Linked DNA regions of Homo sapiens: region 1 is linked to region 2. Evidence: chromatin loops called from intact Hi-C (ENCODE). Cell type or tissue: mammary epithelial cell. All regions are shown on one strand. Links, peaks and the distances in the headings refer to the core of each region. The heading gives the core; the rest is flanking DNA. Region 1 has its middle 65 kb from the start of MAGI3. Region 2 overlaps MAGI3 (membrane associated guanylate kinase, WW and PDZ domain containing 3).

What was found. Hi-C counts contacts between places; a loop is a spot of excess contacts. Peaks named below come from ENCODE experiments on the same cell type or tissue, not always from the same donor. Only the 100,000 strongest peaks of a DNase experiment are listed, where the experiment ranks them.
Region 1: it touches region 2 in a loop (5-fold over the local background); 3 of 110 quality-filtered maps call a loop at or near these places.

Annotation. Positions count from the first base shown.
Region 1 is chr1:113,324,090-113,327,020 of GRCh38, forward strand. No RefSeq gene overlaps it. Among named protein-coding and RNA genes, the nearest start is that of MAGI3, 65 kb to the right of the region's middle. In mammary epithelial cell, for the core only: no CTCF peak of the experiment used is centred there; a DNase peak (open chromatin) is centred at 1,122; H3K27ac peaks cover 490 bases.
Region 2 is chr1:113,676,854-113,679,784 of GRCh38, forward strand. The region is part of intron 19 of MAGI3 (membrane associated guanylate kinase, WW and PDZ domain containing 3); the gene reads left to right. Among named protein-coding and RNA genes, the nearest start is that of PHTF1, 81 kb to the right of the region's middle. RefSeq lists an enhancer at 474-768. In mammary epithelial cell, for the core only: a CTCF peak has its summit at 1,224 (motif pointing left); no DNase peak of the experiment used is centred there.

The DNA.
Region 1 (2,931 bases), core at 152-2,651, 350 kb before region 2:
GGATTACATGCACGTGCCACCACACCCTGCTAATTTTTGTATTTTTAGTAGAGATGGGGTTTCACCATGTTGGCCAGGATGGTCTTGAACTCCTGACCTCAGGTGATCTGCCTGCATCGGCCTCCCAAAGTGCTGGGATTACAGGCATGAGGCACCGTGCCTGGCTGGAGATGACATTTTTTCATCTATCAGATTGATAAAAAAGGCTTATCTGTGAGAGTGTGAAGGAATAAACATTTACACATTGTTGGTGAGATCATAAATTGCTGTAAACATTTTAAAATGTAAGATTGAAAATAATTTCATATCCAGGAATTATGCTGCACAAGTACACTGAGATCTTAATTCAAAGATGTTCATTGCAGGATTCTTTGCAATAGCAAAATATTGAAAATAAACAAAATATCAATCCATAGGGAACTGGATAAATAAATTTTTATATATTCATAGAGTAGAACTATATGCATTGACATGGAAAGGTTTCCAGACCTAGAACCCTCGGATATAAATAGTACCTAGTACTATTTTAGAAACTTTAATAAACAATTTTTTCAGAAAGGTATTCACAAGTAAGTTTTTTGCAGTGGTTGCTTTGGGGAAGCGGGTAGGTTTGGGGTTGTGGAAGGGGGGAGATTTTTGCTTTCTCATTTTATGCCTTTCTATACTATTTTACTTTCTCCCGTATGTGTGTATTATTCATATTTGTAAAAACAAAGAAAATGAAATGAGTTGACTTTTATCCCCCTACTCTGTCGTCCAGACTGGAGTGCAGGGGTGTGATCACAGCTCACTACAGCCTCAACCTCCCAGTCGAGGGGATATTTCCACCTCAGCCTCCCAGTGCTGCTAATTTTGTCTTCTAAATATTTATTGACCTCACCCCTCCTCTCTATCCTCACTTTTTGCCCTGTTTAAGGCCAGCTGGGACTACAGGCCTATGCCACCATGCCCAGCTAATTTTTAAAATTATCTGTAGGGACAAAATTATTTGTAGAGACAAAATTATTTGTAGAGACAAAGTGTCGTTGCCCAGGCTGGTCTCAAACTCCTGGGCTGCAGCAATCCTCCTGTCCGGCTCTCCCAAAGTGCCGGGATTACAGGTGTGAGTCACACATGCTTGGCCATGAGTTGGCATTTTTACTAATCAAGTTAGCAAAGTGTTTTGGTTTTGTTTAGTTGTTTTTAATGATGATTTTCTGCAGGAAGAGATATTGTGAAATGGATAACCTTACAATACCAGTGGCATTATAAATTGTTGCAATCCTTTTTGAAAGAGGTTTGATAACATGTAACAAAAGGTTTTAAACATTTGTATATTTTGATACTGTAAACATTTTTAAGAAATCTATCTTAAGGAAATCTGTCCCATACATGGAAAGCACTTTATATATAAAGATATCAATGAAATTATTATTTTAAATATCCCAACATTAGAAACAAATATCCCATAAAATATGAATTAAAGCACATCCATAGACAGTCAATATTATCTATTTAAAATAATATTTACAAAGATTTTGTTACAAAATAAATACGTTTGAGGTGTAATGTTAAGAGAAAAAAATATCACACACTGTTAGACTTAGTGGACAGAATGATCACAACCATGTTAAAGGATCTTCTTAGAAAAATACTGACAGGAATGTTAATTAGTGGGTAGCAGAACTTTTTCTTATCCTAGCTTTCGATAATTTCCAAGTTTTCTAAAATAAGCATTTATTATTTTATATTGGAAAAATAACTATTCTGTAAAGAGGAAATGAGACATGCTTGGTATGATTTGTTCATAGTCAATGTGTTCTGAGGCTAAATTAATCCACCATTTTAATTTCTAAATGAAATGTTCATTTACTGTTTCCAAAAATTGGCTACAGCATTTTGCCAAGGACCAATCATCAAACTTGCCAATTTTTATTATCCAAAGACACTCATTACTCATCACCAAGTGCTGCTAATTTTGTCTTCTAAATATTTATTGACCTCACCCCTCCTCTCTATCCTCACTTTTTGCACTGGTTAAGGCCTTTATCCTGACCGCACCTCCAGCTTCATTCTGGTTTCCCTCCATTTCACCCTCCACTCTGCCATGAGAGCAGTCTTTTTACAACACTGTTATACCACATTATTCATTTACCAAAACCTTCCCATAGCTCTTATGGCCCCAGGGCCACAGGGTTCTTGGTGAACCTACCAGACTCTCCTGACCCAAGCCCTGTCTGCATCTCCCCATCTCTCTTCAGCTGAGAATACAGAGGTGCTCATGGTTCTCTGAGCTCACCCTGCCACTTTACAACTCCTTGGCTTTGTTCATACCATTGCTTCAATCTAGAACCTTCTTCATTTGCTAACTCTCTGCCTTCCCCATGCCTCAGGCCCAACATCTGCTCCTCCAGGAAGACTTCTCTGACCCACCAGGCTGGGTCACAAAAGTGAACAAACCAATACTGCTTGTTAGGTTTTCAGAGCATTTGCATATAGAATAACACATCTAGCCCTCGTAATAACCCCGTGAAAATGGCAAGAAACACATTATCCACATTTTACAGATAAGAAAGGTAAGATTCAGACAACATACTTGGTTGAAATCATGTGGCTCATAGGGCAGAGCCAGGACTGGTACCCCGGTAAACCTTGACCTTAAATACAACGTTTGGTTTTTGTTTTGTTTTATTTCCTTTCGTGCTTGCTTTCTGAGCTGCTAAGATTAGAGAGGCAAACCTAGAGAGGCTGAGGAGCTGTTCAGGAGAAGGGGAATCTAGCTGATAGAGAATCTTGACATTTTTCAGTATGTCAATTGCCTTTTTCAACTCCAGAATTTCTTCCTGATTCTTTTTAATTATTTCAATTTCTTTGTTAAATTTATCTGATAGAATTCTTAATTCTTTTTCTGTGTTACCTTGAATTTCTTTGAGTTTTGTTCAAACAGCTATT
Region 2 (2,931 bases), core at 283-2,782:
CCTTGAATATTCATATCAGGTGCTCCATAGATATTTGTTGAAAGAGTAAAATGTATGGATAATAATTCTAGATACTGAGAGAATTATTGTGTGTGTGTGTTTTTATTTTTAAGATCAGTTCCCAGGACTTATTACTGGGTGAACAGGACTGGGGATATATGAAGTAATTAGCAACAATCTTAGTGTCATTAAGAAAACAAGAAATGTTAATTTGTAACATAGATGGAAGGATATTGAGAATCATTGAGAGGTTCTTCCTTTCGGTCTGGTTAAGATTTAGAGAGGAGAGAGAAAAAAAGTGTTCTGGGATAAGGAACTGAGAAATAGCTGAATGGAAAAGGTTCATATTAGGGAATAGTGTCAAACTTAAATATTTAACGTAGAACATAATCAGATTTAGAAAATATTAAGTGTTTGCTGTCTTTGAGGCAACATGTATTTTCCTACACAACATGCGTTTTTACTTATATTAGTCTCAAAAACTCTGAGATAGGTGACATTATCCCCACTTACAGATTTAAAACTGAGGCTCAAGGAGACTTAGTCACTTGCAGAGATCACTCATCCTGTGCAGGCCACAGTGTGACCCAGGTATGACCCTAGTCCGTCGTCCTCGAAGATCGGTTCATGTGCTTTCCGCTATGTCAGGTCTTGGCTTGAGTCCAGTTTGGATTGGATTTCATTGATAGGCAGACAGTTTCTTAACAGGTTGTGAGATAATATAAGCCATGTGGTAGAAATATTTTGTCATTTTAATACATTTGTAGTGGATGTTGTTTTTAAAACGACAAGACTGCCTATAAAAAAATAGTGATTTGTTTAAAAAAGGGAACATTCTTTTTCCCTATTCTTCCTACTTCTTTTCTTTTGGTTCTCCTATTTTTTTTCCTTTCTCTTTTCTTTCCTCTCTCTTCTCTGTCCCCATAATTATTTTTCAATAATACAAAACTGAACTTGAATCTTTGTTCTATTTATCAAAAGATGTTTTCTCCAAATTATTTTTTATCACATTTTTAAAGTGACTTAAAATGTTAAAAGGATGTTTACTGGGTGAATTTACTCCTCTGAATTTCCCTCTCAGAAGAGTCTTTTTCATCTGTAGTTTTGTGTATGTAGGTCTCTGCAGAATTTCTCCCACTCTGAGGGCCTGTCTACCATAAATCTTAAAGCAATGGCTCCCCCTCCTTCCCCTCATTCAGTTTTAAAGTTAAACAGAAATGACACCTGGTGGCAAGTCTGTTCAATTACAAGTTTTTGTTGTTTTTTTTTTTTGCAGTTTATTGCAGGAAAAGAATAAAAAGTGTTCTGGGTTGGAGAGCTTAAGCTAAAGAATGTGATTGAAATAAATTATAACCTCAAACCTGTTTTACAAGATATGCCCAAAGCAGTGTCCAAATACTATCTACTTTAATTTTCTTTATCAGCAAGATTATATATCTAGTGCTAATTTCTTACCTACATTGCCTCATGAAAATGATTCTTCTTCCATCATTTATCAAGGGAAATCTAAGTATTGGCTTTTGTTTCACTTATATATTCTGGATAGTAAGGGGTTTCTAAATTATTCTCCATCCTGCTGTCTTACTTTGGTTTTATTAAGGTGTTTTCATCTTACATATTAAATCCATCAATCTTGTTTCTGATATTGTCCATTTGTTCAAGAGTAAGCCTCCCTTGTTTAAAATAAGTATGCAATAAGACCTTTAGTCTATTTCATAGTTGACTTGAATTTTTTTGCATTGTATAGAATGGAGTGCAGTCTACAGTTAAATCTTCGTAATGATACACTTTAAAATAGCTTGAAAACTAATATTTGCACTTGGTATATAATCATGTTTTATCTTAAGTCCTCCCAGAATCCCACGAAATAGGTACTAATATTATCCTCATTTAACAGATGAAAAAAATGAGACCACAACACTAGAAAGAGGTGGAGCACAAGATGTGAACCACAGCCTCCTGACCGCCTGTGCCATGCTGTATCTGTAGAAAGAGTTGGCCCACTGACCTTTGTTAAATATTGAGTCCTTCTGTTTTGTTACTTCTGGATTGGCTTATTATTATTTCTATTCTTTAGTCACCTTGCAGCTAGCTTCAACTCAAAGGAACTTCTGGATTGTTTTAGTAAGCTCTTACAAATATTTGAGTATTTGCTTTTTGGAATTTCAGTAATATGCCATTGTCTAATTTTTCTGTTTTGAAGCCAGTATCCTTCATTTTACATGTCACCTTGAAATATATTTTTTCAACTTTTTTTTAATAAGTTCAGTGCGGCACATGTACAGGTTTGTTACACAGGTATATTGCATGATTCTGAGGCTTAGAATATGAATGAGTTCCCATCTCCCAGGTAGTGGGCATAGTACCCAATAGGCAGTTTTTTAGCCCTTGACCCTCTCCTTCCCTCCCCCCATCTTGTATTCCCGTGTCTGTTGTTCTCATCTTTGTGTCCATGTGTACTCAGTGTTTAGCTCCCAATTACAATTGAGAACATGAGGTATTTGGTTTTCTGTTTCTGCGTTAGTTTGCTTAGGATAATGATGGCCTCCAGCTCCATCCATGTTGCTGTAAGGGGACATGATTTCGCTCTTTTTATGGCTGCATAGTATTCTATGGTGTGTATATACCACATTTTCTTTATCCAATGCAGCATTCATCAACATGTGTTTGCTTGAAATAGATTTAAAATCAGTACCATCATTATGTTTAATTAGGTCTGTTCCAAAGTTATACTTGACTTTTACATATTTTCCCTTTTTCTTTTAAAATAACTCAGACATTTCTAGTAAATCACAATGGTACTAAGGTATATCTTATTCTGATCCCTAGTTTTATGTTTATTTTCCTGAAAAATGATTTTTTTTTTTTTTTGAGACGGAGTTTCGCTCGCTGCCCAGACTGGAGTGCAGTGGTGCAATCTCGGCTCATTGC